Regions from separate parts of the Homo sapiens genome. Here region 1 is linked to region 2. Evidence: chromatin loops called from intact Hi-C (ENCODE). Cell type or tissue: gastrocnemius medialis. All regions are shown on one strand. Each heading gives the region's core, and the rest is flanking DNA. Links, peaks and the distances in the headings are about the cores only.

Region 1 (8,000 bases), core at 1-8,000, 430 kb before region 2:
TGTGTGTGTGTGTGTGTGTGTGTGTGTGTGTGTGAGAGAGAGAGAGAGAGAGAGAGAGAGAAGGGGTGTTGAAGAGTACATTAAAAAATTCTGTGTGCTTAAACATTTTGGGCTATAATTTATTCTTTGAGCTCCTCTTTCATTTGGTTTCATGGAGCCATTGTCATAATTTTCCCAAGCTGATTTTACTTCCTCAGGGTTTCTTTTTTTTTTTTTTTTTTGAGACGGAGTCTCGCTCTGTCCCCCAGGCTGGAGTGCAGTGGCGTGATCTCGGCTCACTGCAAGCTCCGCCTCCCGGGTTCACGCCATTCTCCTGCCTCAGCCTCCCAGGTAGCTGGGACTGCAGGCATCTGCCACCACGCCCGGCTAATTTTTTGTATTTTTTAGTAGAGACGGGGTTTCACCGTGTTAGCCAGGATGGTCTGGATCTCCTGACCTTGTGATCCACTCGCCTCGGCCTCCCAAAGTGCTGGGATTACAGGCGTGAGCCACCGCGCCCGGCCAGGGTTTCTTGTTCTTGTGGAGTAAACCATTTTAACTTCCATGTTGCTGTTGCAGCCTCTGGTTTTGTGTGTGCCTCTTGCATTTCCTTCTAGGGCTGCAGTTCACTGGCTGTTTTATCCATGGACGTCCCCACCCCAGTCTCCCTGAATGGCCTCTGAAGCTTTCCTCCTTGCCTTTCCCACTTATTTCTGTGTTACATTTTTTAAAAATTGGTTTTTTATATCAAATGACCTAAACCCACCATTAAAGCATGATTTTACTCTGTGGTATTACAACTTTCTCAGACTCAGGCTCTTTGAAAGGTCAGTTTCCGAAACTGTAGTCTCAGGAGCATCTCCGCCCCAGACTCACTTACAGACTTAGTCTTTAGGGGCCTCTGAAAGGGTGAATCTGGCGAGCACCCCAGTGACATTTTTGAATGACACAGCGACCCACTGTGAGAGATTCTGGAAGGAACAGGGAGACCCCGAGGCAGAGCCACCAGGGTCTTTGTCCTCTACTTTCACATGGCTTAGCTGTTCTCTGTTGTGGTCAACCTGGACTGTATCTCCTGGCCCAGAGAACTTGGAGGTGGGTCAGCAACGCAAAGAAGCAGCACGCAGCAAACACGCAGAGGTGCAGGCTCCTCCTGCCAGGCCTGTAGAAAGGGCTGGTAAATGGCGAAAGTAGGCAAGCTATGGTGGATCACGGCACAGCGTTGGGAGGGAAGCTTTGCAGGCAACTTGTCCTCCCCCTGTGGGGAAAGGCTGTGAGGTTTGGAGTTAATATCCATGACATATCCTCACTATTTTAAATGTGAGCTCCAGAATATACTCTCCTCCTCCGTACCCTTTCTCTATTTGTATTTGACTTAATGATTTATATTTAACATATTGGAGGTTTGATGCTTAATTTTAAAATCAAATTAATGTATTATTAATAAATAATATGTACTCAAGATATATTATTCATATATTTGATAAGTGTTACTTAAATGACTAATTGAATGCAATTTAGTAATAAGATTCATTAATATTATTAAGAAATAACATTTGTTAAAAAGTTATTTAATAGCTGGCATTCCATTTCTATGAATATGGATTTAAAATATAGACACTATTTAATTGTGAAACACTATCCATGTTTTCTCACACAATACAATGATTAAGTATTGCATATAAGCATGTTCACATGTATTGATCCCATCCTTGTCACCGCCAGTGTCCCTGGATCTTTCTTTACTCCCCCTCTGCAGGGAAGAAGTGATGGGTGGGGGCCCAACAACAGTCCAGGGAGCACAGGTAGTTTCTGCTCCTGACTCCTTCCCAGTTGGGGAGGGGAGTTTGGGGAAAATAGAATTATGTAAAATTACACACAGATACCACGATATCCATCACTCTGGCCTCTCCTGGAAGTTTCTCGGTGGTATTGACTTTGAAATGGGTGGACCTTAGCACACCCAGAAGTAGAAGGGAGCCGCATAGTGCCCAGACAAAAAGATCTGATGAAGATATGACATCTTTGTGGGATAGGGAGTGCTGATAATCCATTAAATAAACATTCCGTTATTGGATTTGGGAGAGAGTATGTGATCTGTTAAGAGGATCCAGAATGGAGTTCCAACTTGTGTAATTCTGAGAAAAGAATTTCTGGGATTTTTTTTTTTTTTTTCGTCTATCTCACTCTTCTGCTTATTTGAAAGGAGGTGAGAACCTGCACATTTGAAAGAAGGTGAGGACGTATCCCTGTCATTAACTGACACATAACTGACTGTATTTTATGATTGAATTATTGAGAATTGCTGGCAGGTAGTGACAATGAAAGGTAGACTGACTTTTAGTTAGTTGTATTACTTCTTAATAACTTATCTACAGGTAATATGTCTCGTTATTGTCTGCACCTGAGGCTAAAGAGATTTAGTGAACATGTGTGGGACTTCCGTGAAGTTTGCTTACAGGCAACTGACCCAGTTAGGAAGAATAATCCTTCTCACCCTATTTCTTTCCTCCTTACTGCAGCATGTTAGGTGAATATGATGGTTAGGGCTTTAAAAGCCTTCCTGGACCATGAGGGGAACTTGAGGATGGAGGCTAGTGATAGAGTAAAGCAGGAAAAGAGGACTCGGGTCTCTGATCATGTGGACGCACATGAAGGTGACCCCCTACTGAATCACAATCTTGTATAATCCCCTTTTGTTGAGTTGGGATGAAAACTATGACTTACTTCTAGTTGATAGAATATGGCAAAGGAGATGTGAAACCAGTCCCATGATTAGGTTACATTATTTGCAAAGGTGAAGGAATTTTGCAGCTGTAATTAAAGTTCCTAAGCAGTTGACTTTGAGTTCCTCAAAAGAGAAATTATCCTGGGTAAGCCTGAGCTAATCAGGTGAGCCATTTAAAAGAGCACTGACACCTTCTCTGAAATCAGAGGCTGTAAGCAGCAGAGACTCCTTTTCTCTGTTGCTACCTTTGAAGAAACAAGACCACACGAATTTTACAGCTGCAAGGAAATAAATTCTGCCAACAGCCTGAGAGATCCTGGAAGCAGATTCTTCCCTAGTTTCTAGATGAGAATGCAGTCCATTAAACACCTTGATTTTAGCCTTGTGAGACCACCTAACTAAGCCATATGCAGAATCTTGACCTATGGAAACTGTGAGATAAAAAACTGTTTTTTAAGCTGTTAGGTTTGTACTAAGTTGTTATGCAGCATAGAAAACTAATACATCCGTATTCATGTTGTTGCCATGACAGTCCAGGAATGCCTGCCCCCAAGCTTCTTTTATATAGGCAAGAATTAAATTTCTCACTTCTTTAAGCCATTGTGATTTTCAGTTTTCATTTATAGTCAGTTGAACCCAACCTTAACTGATTCATGGCATAATGAAGAAGGATTTATGGAAGATGAATTATTTGTAGTTGATCTTGAAAAGTACCTATAGTTTCAGAAGGTGGAAACTGGCATGGCTGGAGGCAGAAAATAATTTTTATAGGGCAGAATGAATAAGGGAAAGTACTGGGTGTTTTGAAGAAATAAAGAATAATTCAGTTTCACTAGGTTGAGTGAAATTAGGCTGGAAAAGGAGTTTAGAGCCAAACAACACATCCAAAAAGAGTTTGGGGATTATTTTTTAAGCAATGGAGAGCAATGAGGATTTTCTGACCAGGGTGATATTATAGCATGATCAGAACTATGCCTTATTTTAAAAATGCAACATGAGTCAGTCCTCTTTAGGCTGCAAAAACATATCTCAAAGTAGATTTTATCTTAAGGAGGCTTATGGGGAGAACACTGGGGAAGAGCAACAGGAACCAGAAGGTTAGGGACCTTGTTATTACACACTTATTGCTGCAGAGAATGAGCATCACCCCTAACCGCCGCCCACCAAAGGGGAAAGAAGGGACTTCCCTGCCAGTTCTGGTAAAGATAGCATTGCTGGAAGCTGCACTTTGGTTGAGCAACCTTGGAATAATCCCAAGAGCCAAGGGGTGGGATACAGTGATTGGCCTGGGCCTGGCCTAGGTGTGTGTGCATGTGGGATGTCTGCTAATAGATAAAGGAGCATGGGAAATAAAAACAAAATGATTATTGGTGCAATTTGAATTTCACAACTCTGTCTTTTTACATCAAAGTCTCAAGGACAGACGATACACTCATTTACACCCCCACTAAGAGAGTAACATTTTAGTTGAATTGACATTTAATTTAGGAGTTGAAATATACACTAAAGGTTATTCATAGTTTTTAAAAAATTTGTTCCTTCTTACCACTATCAACATCAACTAAACTATTAGCTATATAATTGAAACTAGTTTCCACTATAAAAGTTTTTAGTGCTTATTTATTTACTGCAGGTCCAAGTTTATAAAACACTGTGTTATACTTACGGCATCTCTCACTTGAAGAAAAGGGAATTTCAGAGTAGCTATTTACAGGTACTTACAAGTTTCTGAAATAATCTAAGTGAAATACTGACTTCTTATTTATGAACCCAACACTCTTTTGCTCAAATGTATTAGTAGACTTAGATACATAATTGTTAAATAAAATCTCAGGCTATCTGAGAAACATACTGCTTTAACCGGTACATTTTACCAAGCATACTTCAAGTACTACCTGTGACATGTTTGAAAAGTTTAGGATCTTTTCACAAATTCCTGGATATATTGATCATGTATACATTTTTCTTTGGAAATATTCAAGCACATAAAGCTGACTCCAAATCTTTAATAGACACACTAAAACACCTATCTCAGGAATCAAAGATGCAGCATTTAAAATGCCACAAATGACGTTTCAACAAATGAGGATGAAGTACTTGGAAGACTTCCAGTCAGCTCCCTGGTGGGTGTAGCTGCTGCGTTTCACCACTAGGTGCTACTCTTCCTCCATCACATGTTGAATCTGTAGTCTCAAATGCAAAGTGGATGCAAAGTCAACCTAGTTCCTTATCTCCTGGCTCCCATTTAAACATAAAATATGATTTTATTTCCTGTATTTACTCATTATTATAATAGAGTATTTTTAGAGTGGTTGGCTAAGCACTTAACACTTAGGAAGTGAAATTTATGTCTGCTTTCTATAGTATTACCCCGTGCCGCATGTCAGAAAACTAAAGATTATCAATACCCCAGTTGCTATTATTAATAGAGATTATCAATACCCCATTTGCTATTAACCCAGTTTCTATTACCTAAGGAAGGGTCATAATCTCATTAAAAAATTATTGATATGCCCATGATTTTCCCTGAAAAGGTAGCATATTGTACATGTAAATTACATGCATCTCACATGTAATTTTACATGTGAGATAACAAATCTAAAATTCTAAATTATTAGTTATTGTTACTAATCACCCAATGGTATTATTGATACAGTGTACATCTATGAAAGAGGCAAGGTATGGGATCTTTTTATAGTCCCATGCTAAATGTTTAAGATAGATGGTAGGCAGCTGAGCGATAAAGATCCCTGTTTGTTTAACTTGCCTGGAAGCATTTCTCTATCCTCTGCTTGTGAACACATAGTAAAAAATTTTTGAAGATAAAGAGACAAACTACTTTCATATGTACATCCACTGGGCCCTTTGGAGAGGAGATTTATACATTTTCCTAAGGCATCTGACTTTCACGCACCAATTCTAAATCATTGAGACTTTTAACTAACTTTTATTTTCCCAATGGATAAAACATATGAGACAAGAAACAACTAAAAGTTAAATAAACTGATTTAAAAATCAAAAGCAGCCAGCAGACCAAATTGATGCTTAGAACACATTATTCATTCCTTTCTTCCCTTCAATTCAGCCATCCAGTTTGATTATTCAGTCACTGATATTCATCCATTTATTCATTGATCAAACTTTTCTTGAGTAAGCTCATGTATTTCAGATGCAGAAAGGAAATGAAATGGTATCTATTTTGTGGAAGCTTGAAGTTTAGAGTAAAGGGGGAGCTGGTGAGGAAGAGAGCTGGTCGTACGTATATACAGAAACTTGACACAGTGGTAGCTCATGGGTTTGTCTTTCATTTAGGGGTGATGATAGATATGAATATAAGGATCTCTGGATGATTTTAATGCACCTTGAAGCTAAGTAGACAAAAATGTTTCACCGTCTGAATAGATGTGTTGCTAAACCTACTGATGACTTTGCTATCCATTGCCTGTTAGCCCTCCAGGTAAAATGCTCCCCTCTGCTGACCTTCGTTATGCTATTGCAGCTGGATGTGGCCACAAGACTAAGTTTTGTCCTTTTGATGTGACAGTGTTGGGCAGGACTTCCGGGACAGGTGGGTTGCCAGGTGTTGCCCGCTTTCCTCTTGACCATCAGCACATGCCATAACTGTGACTGGTGAGATCTATTCCCTTTCATTCTAATTGGGTCAGGGGAAATGTGGGAATAAAACCAACACTTAGTTTTTGTTTTACTCGTATCTGTCGAGTCTAGTTTCCAACTTAAGGACCCATTCTGATGATAGAAACAAGAACCTGCTTCTCAACTTTGGAATTAGGAAATTAGTCTTCAGCCAGACAGAAATAGATAGAAATGACATAATGATTAAATCTAGCAATTTGACATCCTTAACACAAGCAAGAGTACAAGTCACCAATAAAGGTTACCTTTGAAGGTCAAAAGAGAATTTAAGTGAAAGGTGTATTGATCAATCCAGGAGAAGCTGAAAAGGCTCTGTTCTCACAGTGGACTCTAAGCTACAGGATTCAGACGTGTGTTGTTAATAAAGGAGGTTAAAGTGGTAGTGAGACAGAGACAGCTAAGGCTGGAGGTGGGAAACAATCCTCCCATTATCCCCTCTTGGTTAGAAACCCCATTATATTCTCTATTGGCTTCCTGGACCCCTCCTTTGAGGAGAAAATAATATTGAAGAGTAATCTGATGTCTTTAAGTGCTATTTTGAGAAAGCCCCACTCACGTATCTCCTCATTTTCCTCCTTCCACAGCTTGGATTCATTCCATCATTTTAATAATTCCCTTGTCTACCCCTTCAACTCCCTACCTGGGTAAATCTAACTTTTAGCTTCACCTGAGTAGCTGAAAACAGCTGGAGAAAAAAACATGTGCCTTTTGGTCTTCCTGTATGGGATGCATTTTTATTCCTATACCCTGCTGATAGGACAATCAGAGAGTTCATGCACTTTTCTTCTCTTGATTGAACATCTGGAGGTTTGATGAGAACCATTTAAGTATCTAACATATGTTAATATATATTTGGCCTTCAGTGCTCTGATGAAGCAGCCAGGAATAATGATTTGGTCAGCTGAAATGCTGTCTAACTATAGGGAAAATATTATTCTTAAATTTAAAGGTGGTTAGGAGTTATTTGAAACTTACAACATCAAATAAATCATTATACAAATTATTTAAAGATATTCAGTTAAAGCAGGTTGAATATGCATTCATTACTTTGTCTATGGTACTAGTTTCTCCTTGGCAGTCTTCCTATGTGGTATAAAAGAAAAACTTAACTAAGCCTCAGTTATTTTCTTAATCAGTCAAGTTCATTCAATGAATATTTGTTAAGTGGATTATGAATGTGATAAACCCAGGCTTGTTTCTTCAATTGTAAAATTTGGTTAATATCTGCATCCTCTGCTGAAGATAGGAACTCTGTCTGCCTTAGACATATCTGTATCCCAGCACCTAACATATTGCATTACATGTGGAAGGCGCTCAAGAAATGGAGATGGCTACTTCCATTGACCAAAAGAGCATCCTTGAATATGTAGAGCAGTTGAGGATAGGACAGTATCACTTCTAGCAAGAAGGATCAGAAGGATGATGTAAAAGGGATCAGATAATTTAAACACGTATAAAGTTCCTAACCATAGAACAACTATCCCAGTGTGCTGTGGCATCTTGTCTTATATTAAATTTGGTAGGGTAAAGTTAAAATTGTAGACTATGTCAATGTCACAATTAGACAGTTCCTGAGATGAACAAAAGCTTTTTCTTTCTATCTGTAGTATCTCTATATATCTGTAGATGGGATATTTGT
Region 2 (11,993 bases), core at 3,994-11,993:
CATATAAAGAAAATCTAAATTCATTTAGCACTAACTTCACTAAAGGCATGTTAAAAGTTTTTCTTCAAGAAGAAGAAAAATAACCCGCCAGGTAAGATGCAAAAAAGAATTGTGAGAAAAGAAACTGGTAAATATGTTGCATTAGCTATTTAATGCTGAGTAATAAATTGGCTCAAAAAGTGGTATTAAAACAACAATAACCACTGCTTATCTCAGTTTCTTTGCAGCAGGAATCTGGAAGTGGCTTGGGCAGATGGTTGTGGCTTGGGGTCTTTCATGAGGTTGCAGTCATATGCGAGCTGGGGTTGCAGGCAGGTAAAGGTGTACATGTGGCCAGAGGATCCACTTTCTAGGTGACTCACTCACACAGCTGGAAATTGGTGTTGGGACTAACTTTCCCTAACAGTGCTTGGATGTTTTCACAGTGTGGTGGCCAGACTTTTCCAGAACCAGTAATCCAAGTAGCACCAAGATAGAAGTTAGAATGTTGTTATAACCTATTCTTGGCAGTCACACACTATGGCTTATACTACGTTCTGTTGACCACACTGGTCAGTCACTATTCAATGTGAGAGGACATCACACAAACATGTATACATATAATTAGAGCCAATCACTGTCTTCATAACATAATAATAATGATGTGTTCATTTTTAAAAGAAAAGCAAAATTAAGGCTAAAATTATCATTGGCAGAAACATTATCAGAGCTAAATTAGTCAAAGTCTTTTAATTATTCAGTGAGAGGATAAAGAAACTGATTTACAGTTTTGTGCCCATGGCAGCATTTTAATAGTAGCCAGTTATAAAATTAGAATATGTTATGTACCTTATGAATTGCTTAGAAAAAGGAAAGAAAAACAGAGGTGAACAAACTAAAATATAATTAATTGAAAAGATAAAGAAAATGGAAGAAGCATAAAAAATGGAACAGTTCCAAAGCACAGTGAAAATGGTAATCAGTTCTGATATATTAGTAATCACATTAAGTTAAAGAAGAATAAACTTGCCAGTTAAAAATGCCAATTTGAATAAAATATATCTATTTCAATTATATAAAACGAGATGTAGAAAGTTGAAAATTAATGGTTAGAAGATATGTATGAAAACAAAAGGAAAATATAAAATAAAAATGTGTGTAGCTATATTAACATAGAAATATAGAGTAACCAAGAATAATTTTTTAAATAATTTTTTAAATGTAAAAGAAGCCTTTGTTGTTCATATATATGAACATATATATGTTCATATATATGTTCATATATATGTTCATATATACGAACATATATATGTTCATATATACATATATACATATACATATATATGTTCATATATACATATACATATATGTTCATATATATACGAACATATATGTTCATATATACATATACATATATGTTCATATGTGTATATATACACATACATATATACACATATGTGTATATATACACATACATGCACATATGTATATATAACGTATGTATATATGCACATATGTATGTGTATATACACATGCACATATGTATGTGTATATACACATGCACATATGTATGTGTATATACACATGCACATATGTATGTGTATATACACATATGCACATATGTATGTGTATATACACATATGCACATATGTATGTGTATATACACATATGCACATATGTATGTGTATATACACATATGCACATATGTATGTGTATATACACATATGCACATATGTATGTGTATATACACATATGCACATATGTATGTGTATACGCACGCACATATGTATGTGTATATACACATGCACATATGTATGTGTATATACACATATGCACATATGTGCGTGTATATACACATATGCACATATATACATGCATATATACACACATATACACATACATATATACACATATACACATACATATATGTATATATACACATATACACACATGTATATATACACATGCGTATACATGTATATATACACATGCGTATATATGTATATATACACGTGTATATATGTATATATACATGTTTATATGTGTGTACACATATACATATATGTGTATATATGTACATATACACATATACATATATGTGTATATATGTACATATACACATATACATATATGTGTATATATGTACATATACACATATACATATATGTGTATATATGTACATATACACATATACGTATATGTGTATATATGTACATATACACATATACACATATACATATATACATATACATATATACACATATATGATGCAAAAATTTTATTTACTACCTATGCAAGCTGAATAGATGGAGAAATATTCAATTTTCTCATACAGAAAACCCCCATATCATAAAACTGTTTATTCTCCACAGATTGATTCTATTGGTTCAGGGAAATTTCAATCAAAATCCCAACAGATTTTATTTTTGCATCTTGAAAAACAGATTCTAAAATTTATTTGGCATAGCAAAAGCTGAAAAACAGGAGTTTCCTAAAGAAGAAAAATAATGTGGGAATATCCCCTTGCATATTCCAAGACTCATTATAAAGCCACAGTATTAGCTAGAGACATGCTATTCAATTAATGCTGAACATCAAGGTGACATTGATGCTGACACTCCTGGGGACCACACTGGAACTTCTGATCCTGAGCACACAAAACAGAATGGGACTGCTGGGTCAGAGAGAGGGAGTATATTCAATCTTATAAGATAATCTCAAACAATTTTCCAAGTGGTTAGACCCATGTCTTTTCCATTTGCACAGACTGTGAACTCCCACTCCATGCATCTAAGATTGATTTGTCTACCGTATTTTTTGCTAACAGGGTACATCTGTAATAGTATTTTATAGTAAATATTGCAAGAGACATGCTATTCAATTGTCCCTAATAGGCCAGGAGCAGCCCATGAATATACAGAAATTATATATAACACATAGCATTGCAACTACTTAGGGAAGAGTAGACTAGAAAATAAATGGGGCCAGAATATTTGTTTATCTCTATGGGAAAAAAACAAAATTGGATTCCTGCCGCGTACCATATACTAAAATAAATTCCAGGTGGATTAAAGACTGGAATATTAGGGGCAAAACTTTAAAATATCTGAAGAAGATATTTGGGTGAATTTTTATGACTGAAGTAGGAAATAATTTTCTTAACTAGGACTCCAACAGGAATGAAACAGAAAGAAACGGCATAAAGGAAAATACTGATAAATTGTATTGTATTAAAAACAACACCTTTTCATTAAGACATCACGGAAGTGGAACATATGCAACAAAACTGGGAGAAGACATCTGTAGCACACATCACTGATTAATTATATTAATTCCCAGAATATATAAAGAATTTGTATTGATTGGGAAATAGTGGAAATGCTGACAATATTAAGTGCTGATGAAAAGCAAGAGTACCGGACAATCTAAATATTTGTTCTAAGTAGACATCCCAAGGAAATATTTCTATGTGTACTAGAAGGAATGTGTAAAAACATGCAAAACATCAAAAATATGTTGAACATGAGCACAGAAATACTGCTGTGGACTAAACTCTCTCCCCACAGTTCACATTTTGAAGCCCTAACTCTGACTACCTCAGAATGTGACTATGTTTGGAGGTAAGGATTTCCAAAGGAAATTCATTTAAAATGGATTCATTGGGGAATGCCCTAGCCAATCTGACCAGTGTCCGTTTAAGAAGAGAGGATGAGGACACGGGGAGACACCAGAGTTGTTCACACATGGAGAAAGGCCATGTGAAGACACTGAGAAGGCATCCGCCTGCCAGCGAAGATAGGGCTCAGGAGAAACCCAATCTGTCAACATTTTGATCTTGGACTTCCAGACTCCAAAAAATATGGGAAAATAAATTTCTGTCGTTTAAGCCAACCAGTCTGTAGCATTTTATTTTGGTGGCCCTAGCAAATGAATACACTTACCCTGTTCGTAGAGTCAAAAGAAAAAGAACAGAAGAAAAAAGAAAAGAAAAAGATGACAGGTTGATGGGTGCAGCAAACCACCATGGCACCTGTATACCTAGGTAAAAAACCTGCACATTCTGCACATGTACCCCAGAACTTAAAGTATAATAAAAAGTAAAGAAAAAAATCCAAGTATTCACCTATAGTAAAATGGGCATTAAAATGTGGTCTATTAAAGTGAGGCAATATTATACTGGGGTGAATCTGAGTGACCTACAGTTCCTCATACTCATTGGGTAAATCTCTTTGAAATGTAACGCTGAGAAAACAAGGATTTAGAAGTATATTTTGACCAAGATGGCCTATTTCCTTTCAGTTTGACTAAACTTCAGAAAGGTTTCTTCCCGACCTAAGCCCCTGATCTCCCTTTTCTTAGTGAGTTTATTTTAGAAAACTTGAAATTGTAAATTCTTTCTCTGCCCCTTTAAGATGTGAATCTCCCAGCCTCTTGCCAGTTTTACAACATAGCAATGTGTTTCACATGGATTTGGGAGTTATTCTATGAAATGTAATCATCAAAAAAGATAGGGCCGTTATCTCTCAGTCTCTGGGGGAGGAGGGGTGGGAGCCTAACTTCTACTCTCCCTTAATTCATGCCAATTAGCAAAAATAGATGGCCTAACTGTATTTAGTGACCTCCAGGCTTATGTCCTTCAGAACCTTTGCACCAACTTGACCCAGTGTTGAAAATCTCTCCTGCCTTTTGTTTCAACATAGTTCACTCTATATTCCATATTGCGGTATTTGTGAACCTATTGTGGTCATCTTGAAAAAAGTCATCTTTGCCTGGTTACCTTGTCTGGTGCAATTTTACTTTGATAATGTAAAGCTTAATATCATTTCCTAAAGATTTCAATCAATAGAAATATATAGTTTAGAGGTTTATATACATATGGTAAAACCATTTTTAAAAACTGCAAAATTAAAGGCCTGTATTTGGAAGCTGATTTTCTTTGGGTCAGGTAGTATACACAGAATTAGTGATGTTCTAGTTCTTAAATTAGTTCAGAAGTTGCTTCGCAGTTGTATAGATATCTCTCTCTTTCATATATATAGATGTATAACAATGTATGTAAATATATTTAAATATATGAGTACTACCTAGTAAATAGAAACCAAAGAAATTGGTACTGACTCTGAGAAATAATTTCAAAAATGAGAGAAAGGAGCAAAACAGAAAAATAAAGCCAAACAAAAACAAATAAGTAACCCCAATAAGTGGGTGGGAATTGGCTATCTACATGGTCAGGTTTTTTAACCATAAACCACATTTGGGATGCACTTATGCTTCAAATAGGATTTTAGTCCTCTATAGACCAAATTGTAGCCTAATTATAGCAAATCAAATCAGGATTGCAGCATGAATCCATCATCATCATCATCATAACCATTCTCACTAATATGTACTTCAATTCAATATTAATCTTCTTTTACCAACAACCCTCTGAATATCATTTAAATTTTTGCTAAAAATAATTTGAAGCAGGAATATAGATAAAGCCAGAGGAACCGTCAGCAGTAACACAGTGATAGGTGGACTTTCTTTAATGTAACTCAGTGCAGGGGAATCTTAGTCCCTGTGTTTTTCTATCCCAACTCTCCCAAATCCAGGAGAATAAATGTGATTCACTAAGCACAGAAAAATACCAAGTTATGGCAGGTGGTGCTTGGGAACAGTGGCCATTCCATTTTGAGTTAGCTACAGAAGTTTGAAACAGAGCCAATCTGAGTTTGACTGACAGATGAAATGGTGGTCTCATGTAATCTTCACTGTTACAGAGGTAAATGCTTTTCTAATCATAAAAGCTGCATGGCCCTTTGACAAATATCCTATGAGCCCCTTTCCCTCCTGGTGTTATAATTTTCATTTTTTCATTAGCTTAGGTGTTCTGAATTTCCAGAAAAAGGAAGATTAGAATCAAGATCATGTGTAGAATAGTATGATATAGAAATTTGTGCTGTAGTAGAGTTTATTTTAATGTACTTTATGTCCTTACTTCCTTTGATGAATGCAAGCCTCTAGGCAGACAAGCACGACTTGAATGTTAGATTCCAATACTCTGTCTCCCAGGGACCTTGGAGGGTAGATAACATTACAGAATGGGCATCAATCAAAAGTATATAAGATTTTGTAGTGAAGAAGTTTATCTAATAGAGAATCAGTGGAGTGAGGCAAAAATTGCTGTAAAGTAGCAAGGAACTAATTTACTCAAGTTATTCTTTCCTATTACTTTAAACTTAAATACGTAATAAAAGTTTGAACATTTACCATATATAAAGCATTGCACTTAAGGAGATACGTTCTGGGAATTAAGTTTAGTAAAAACAATAGGTCAAAACCTATTGATCGAGGCTAAACCTGTTACAAATTTTTAAAAAATACTCTATTTAATTAACTTTGCTACTGGAAGTTGGAAGTTTTGTGCAACAACCGTAGATAACAAAAATTGTTTTAGCTGGAATTTGACAATAGAGGCAAATATTTGCATAAACAAAATTGCTCCCGGAATTAAACTTGTAAAAGCAAATAAGAGGCATATTTTCTTATTGCAACAATGCTCAAAGTTTGTAGAAATAATCTTTAATTTTATGTGCAGAGGAAATTGACTTTGCCTTTATGGTGTGCTATCTATATTCATGCAACCAATCATTTCTTAGCACTCTTTATGTGTCAGGCACAATTTCTGGTGCTGAGGATTTAAAAATTAAAGTCTGTGCCACCAAGTTACTCATTAGACTAATTGGAATGATCGAAAAGTGAACAGCTACCATTTTCTAGTCCAGAAAGATCAAATTATACAAAATTCAATCACTGACAGGCTCAGCTTAAGGAACAAATCACAGAGGAGGTGTGTCCCAGCTGTTTCAGAAATAATTAGGGATTGATCAGGTGGGTGGCAGAACAGGAACTCATAGTTGGGTCAGGTGTGACCGTGAAAGGGTAGAGCATTCTAGGCAGAAAGAGCTAGCAGGTCATTCATTCAGGAAGGAAAAATTCAGTCCTAAAAATACACTGAGATCCAGAAAATAAAAATAGCAGTTAATCCATTTGGTGCCTGGGTGAATTTGATCCTAAACTTGCACTGACCTCAAAACAGTCAGAAACTCAGCCGCTTTTTGTCTGTGTCAGTGCCAGTTCATTCATTCACTGGCTTCTAATTCTAAGTAATTTATTCTTGGTGTCTCTATATGTTCTACACATTCCGTACATTTTCATTCTTAGCAGTCATAGATCTAAAGATCTAAGAAGTATGTAGGGCAGTTTTTAAATTCCCCAAAACTTTTAGAACTTTCAAGATATATATTTCAAGATAATATATTGAACTTTCCAGCATCCTAGAGATACTCATGTCTCAAAATTACCCCCTCGTAGCCCAAGGTTATCCATCAGAACTCCTTAGATTTCACCACAGCTTATTATAGTGAAAAGACACCCACATGTCCCTGAGTGCACATTCAATTTATGAGCATCAAAGGACAGATGAGCATCAAAGACAGATTTAGATACATTAAAATGTAGTTTTTATGTTTATAATGATATGCAGCCACATAAAAATAATATAGTAAACACCTTGGACTACAAAACAGCTGTGGGGAAGTTTTTGACAAGAAAATATCCCAGTTTGAGAACATTAGATTAGACATGAACATAAATTAAATATATTATTAATTCATTTGGAAGGGTTGAACATTTAAGAAGGCTGTTTCTACCAGCAGAAACAAAGATGGAGAACTGCCAAATAGTTGTGAGTTGCTCAGAATTCTGCTTGGCTTCCAGAAATTGAATTGGAAGCGGATGTCTGCCCACAAAGTGAAAATGATCTTATTAGTAAACACATCTTTAAATGAGACACACACTGACAAAAATGATTCTTTAGTGGACTCCCAGTCAAAGGAAAAGAAATATTAGATAAGCTAGAAAATATGTCATAGTGCTCTAATTCTAGAATTTGAGAGTGACAATTTAGAGGCAATTTTCAGGGATGCTTGAAAAAAAATTTGTAATTTATCTGTGATTCGTTTTTTGTGACCAGTTTGATGAACAACAAGAAATGGCTGATGACATTTACTAAATATCTGAAAAAGAATGCCCAGATTCCATGCTTTTTAGTTCTGTTTCAGACCCTAGTATATTTACTTTTGGTTGGTCAGAAGCACCAAAACAGACTTTACAACAGGAATTTAAGAAATTAAAAAGTATCTGTTCTGAAAAGAGAAAAAATACTATTACTGATAAGAAAATAATCAATTTTACTTTATCAGTATTTATTATTGGTTCTCTGTATAGCTGTTGTTTTAAATTTCCTATATTAGAACAGATTAGTTTTTGCTTTCTCTGCATTTTGAATCAAAATTTTAGTGGCAGTTTCATATATAAGTGTTTAGTTAGGTATTTGGAGCTGTTTCAAGGAGGATGACTTATATTTCTTGACTTCCAAAACATGAATGAAGAAATATATTATATGGCATTATGTCACAGTTTCTTATGTCATACTTTTGACATGGTCCTCAATAGATATTTCTTGATGTCATTGAACTAGAGAGGGGTGTGGTAAGTTTAGTAGTTACCACCAGGGGGCAGCAGAGGCTGTAGGATCTCAACACATGGAAGTGGCTCTACTGGCTAAGGTGGGTACAGCCTTGCACTGTCCCTCCAGTTCTGCTGGGTTGTGGTTCATCTGAGGGTGATCATCAGAATGGAACAGGAAGTTTTTTTAAAAAAATTCTGGGACCATATAAGTATCAAATCATAATCTTTGAAGAAGTGGCCAGAACATGTCTAGTTTCCAAAACTATTGGTTATCTTCATGCATGAGAACAGGTAATAAGAGAAGGATAGGAAAGAGTTTCTCTGCAGTTGGTAGAAAAAACGATTAATCTCAAAGAAGAATGCCTACTTTTCCATGGGTTGACCCTAGGGAACTGTGGAATTGCTGCTGAAGTGCCAGAGTTTGGTCTAGGTCCTGCTGCTTGCAGCACAGAAAGCCAATCATTGAGATGATAAGTATTGCCAGGGAAGAAGGCTTTAATTAGGTACTGCAGCCGAGAAGATGAGAGATCAATCTTAAACCCATCTCTCTGACCAAGTACAATAGGGGAAGGAATGTAGCTAAGTGTAGGAGGGCTAAGCAAGAGAAGCTGGTCAACAGGAGGCAGGTGGTTCGTTAGACAATCATGATGGGTGAGGGGTCTGGGATCTCATTGTCCAGATGTAGTGACCTGGTAAGTATCAGCTCCTTCATACTTCTCCTTCTGGGAGGTCTGATGGCCAGTTTCCTGAGGAAGGAACTCAGATAAGACCAATGCAAGTTTCACACTTTAAGACCAGGAGAGTTAATATCTATGTGTATTCAAACACAGCAAATATCAGTTCTATGGGACAATTGTGCCAGTTTGAGTGTAATGGACTATAGATGGGATTTTCAGGGGCTTATTTGGGGATATTGGGTTTCATATTCTGTAGTTACATGGCAGAAAGAAAAGTAAAACAGACTTATTTTAACTGATAAGGAATAACTACTGACTCGTCTCAGCTGTAAGTTGACCCACAAAGAGTTCTGCTTACGCTCTTTTGTTCTGGCTCTAACTGCAGCTGCTCTCATGCCTCTAACTTACATCAGTGATTTCAGTGTTCACTTACATATAGAAATGCTTCCCTCTTTGGTTCCCTCTTTGTTAAGTTTTTCATTTTTGCATTAAAAGCATTGATGGTAGTTAGAACACAAAGTCTTGATTCTGTCTCAGTTATACTACCTGCCCCCCGCCTCCTTTTCTGAGGTAGAGTCCCTTGTATATTACCATCCTCTTATTATGCTGGACTCAGGAGTATGTAACTGTTTCTTTTCGTCTTCCAAGATGAAGAGTAAGAAAATAGGACGGGGCAGTGGCTCACACCTGTAATCCCAGCACTTCAGGAGGAGGCCGAGGCAGGTGGATCAATTGAGGTCAGGAGTTTGAGACCAGCCTGGCTAACATGGTGAAAACCCGTCTCCACTGAAAATACAGAAAATTAGCTGGGTGTGGTGGCGCATGTCTGTAATCCCAGTTACTTGGGAGGCTGAGGCTGGAGAATTGCTTGAACCTGGGAGGGGGAGGTTGTAGTAAGCTGAAATCGCACCAACTGCTCTCCAGTCTGGGTGAAAGAGCGAGACTCTGTCTCAAAAAAAAAAAAAAAAAAAAAAGAAAAGGAAAAGAAAATATCTTTATATGCGTATCTTTGAGCAGATTGAATCTAGAGTGGTCAAAGAGTAGCTGGATAAAGCCTGGGACAGCAAAGGGGATGTAAGCGCAGAAATGTTTAATGTTCTATGGAATATTACTTACAAAATAGGGTTTGTTTTCTGGGCTCAGAAGCTTCATTTGATCCAAGATAGACTCCAAGAATAAAGGAGTTTTTGTGATATTCAGTTCCTCTAACTCTTTTTGGAGCACTGCAAGCTCCTTTCCCAGCTAAGTTAATGAATTTGAATTTTATTCTGAGCGTGTTGGAAAGACTTTGGAGGGTTTTATCCAGGAAAAACAGGTTCAATTTATGTTTAAAAGAAAGGAATATAACTGTTCAATGATGAACAGATGGTAAGGAATAAAAGTAAAAGCAAGAAGATCAATTAGGAAAAAAATCATGATTTTAGATGATGTCATTTAGACTGTGATAGTAGTAATGGAGATGGATAAAGTAGACAGATATAGTACATGCTTTCAAGTTTCTAGATAAACTAGGTCTATTTTTGTTTGGTAATGTGTGGGGGCAGGATTTTGGAAGATAATGGTTGGAAAGCCTATTCTTTTTCTTTCAGTGCCCTTGTATAAATCTGTGAGCTGCTGCTTGTGCTCAGACATTACTATGCAAATTGGGTAAAGGAAAAAATGAATTTGTTCTTCTACAAACTACATTCATTAATTTAAGGAGATTAAAGTGTTTTCTTATACTCAAATTTGTTTTCTGAAGAAATGACATATTATGAAGAAACACAAAACAGAACACATGTGTCCTCACCCTACGTTATGTGGAGATAGGAAAAGAGTTCAGCAGGCAGGATCAAGCGTGCTGTGAAGGATGATAGGCAGTTTTTTGCGGGAGGCACTGAGGAATGCTTAGAAGTTTGTTCAAACCAGATACAATATTGCATGTATGGTCCTAAGATCAGTCTATCCACACATCAAGAGTGAGGTATGGATGTGTTTTGTTGGAATTGGATCATCACCGAATACACATTTTTCAGTTTTCCCTTAGTGTCCTGGGTTTTATTTCATTTGTTGTTGTTGTTGTCGTCGTCTTATGGTCACATGTGTGAGTGATTTTAAAAAGAATGTACCATCATCAGCCTGTGAAAGGACTGACCTAAGGGTCTGGCTATCTGTGTGAGACTTGTCTCTTTTGCCAAATAGCTGGACAAGTCACTTACCTTCCCTGGATAAATGACTGTGATATAAGGAGTTTTATTCAGTGATTCCAAATGTCTTCCAGCCCTAATAATTTGTGACTCTGATTTTTGAGGTTCATGTGGAAGCAGTGTGAACTCTTGACACCTTCAATGGGCTGCCAGTTTTTGCCTTAAATGAAGGAGTCTCATCAGCTGCATTTCTATCAGCAGTCTCAGAGAAACACAAATATTTGAACTTTCAGGGCAAAGAGAAACATAATGGCAACAGGTTGTTGCTTCAATCCCACTGGAAATATCTGTATTTTCTTCTGGGTGCATTGCATTCTCATTTTGGTGTTCCTTGGGATTGTGGTCATCTTTTTTTAGCTATCTTCTTTGTTGAGAACTGTTTATTTTTTTTATGTGCCACCTGCCCATTATTTCTCTTTCTCTCCTAAAAAATAGATGAGTTAAACAGAAGTAAATTGTCAAATGCCCCTGAGTTCAGAGCTTTCATGTTCTCTGTGCTGTCTGGTATGGCATGGATCACAAAGACCTTTGGTTACCTTTCATTGTCCAGTTGTGTTTTTTAAGGATTTACTTGGTACATGGCATTGGACTAATAGTAATGTTCTTCAGATTTCTGTTTTCTTTGTAATCTAATAAT

The links. Peaks named below come from ENCODE experiments on the same cell type or tissue, not always from the same donor. Only the 100,000 strongest peaks of a DNase experiment are listed, where the experiment ranks them.
Region 1: it touches region 2 in a loop (6-fold over the local background); 63 of 110 quality-filtered maps call a loop at or near these places.

What each region holds. Positions count from the first base shown.
Region 1 is chr13:76,900,604-76,908,603 of GRCh38, reverse strand. No RefSeq gene overlaps it. Among named protein-coding and RNA genes, the nearest start is that of KCTD12, 18 kb to the right of the region's middle. In gastrocnemius medialis, for the core only: a CTCF peak has its summit at 4,857 (motif pointing right); a DNase peak (open chromatin) is centred at 4,843.
Region 2 is chr13:76,470,281-76,482,273 of GRCh38, reverse strand. The region is part of intron 2 of LOC105370263 (a long non-coding RNA gene); the gene reads right to left. Among named protein-coding and RNA genes, the nearest start is that of KCTD12, 410 kb to the left of the region's middle. RefSeq lists a silencer at 8,469-8,628. In gastrocnemius medialis, for the core only: a CTCF peak has its summit at 8,550 (motif pointing right); a DNase peak (open chromatin) is centred at 8,563; H3K27ac peaks cover 861 bases.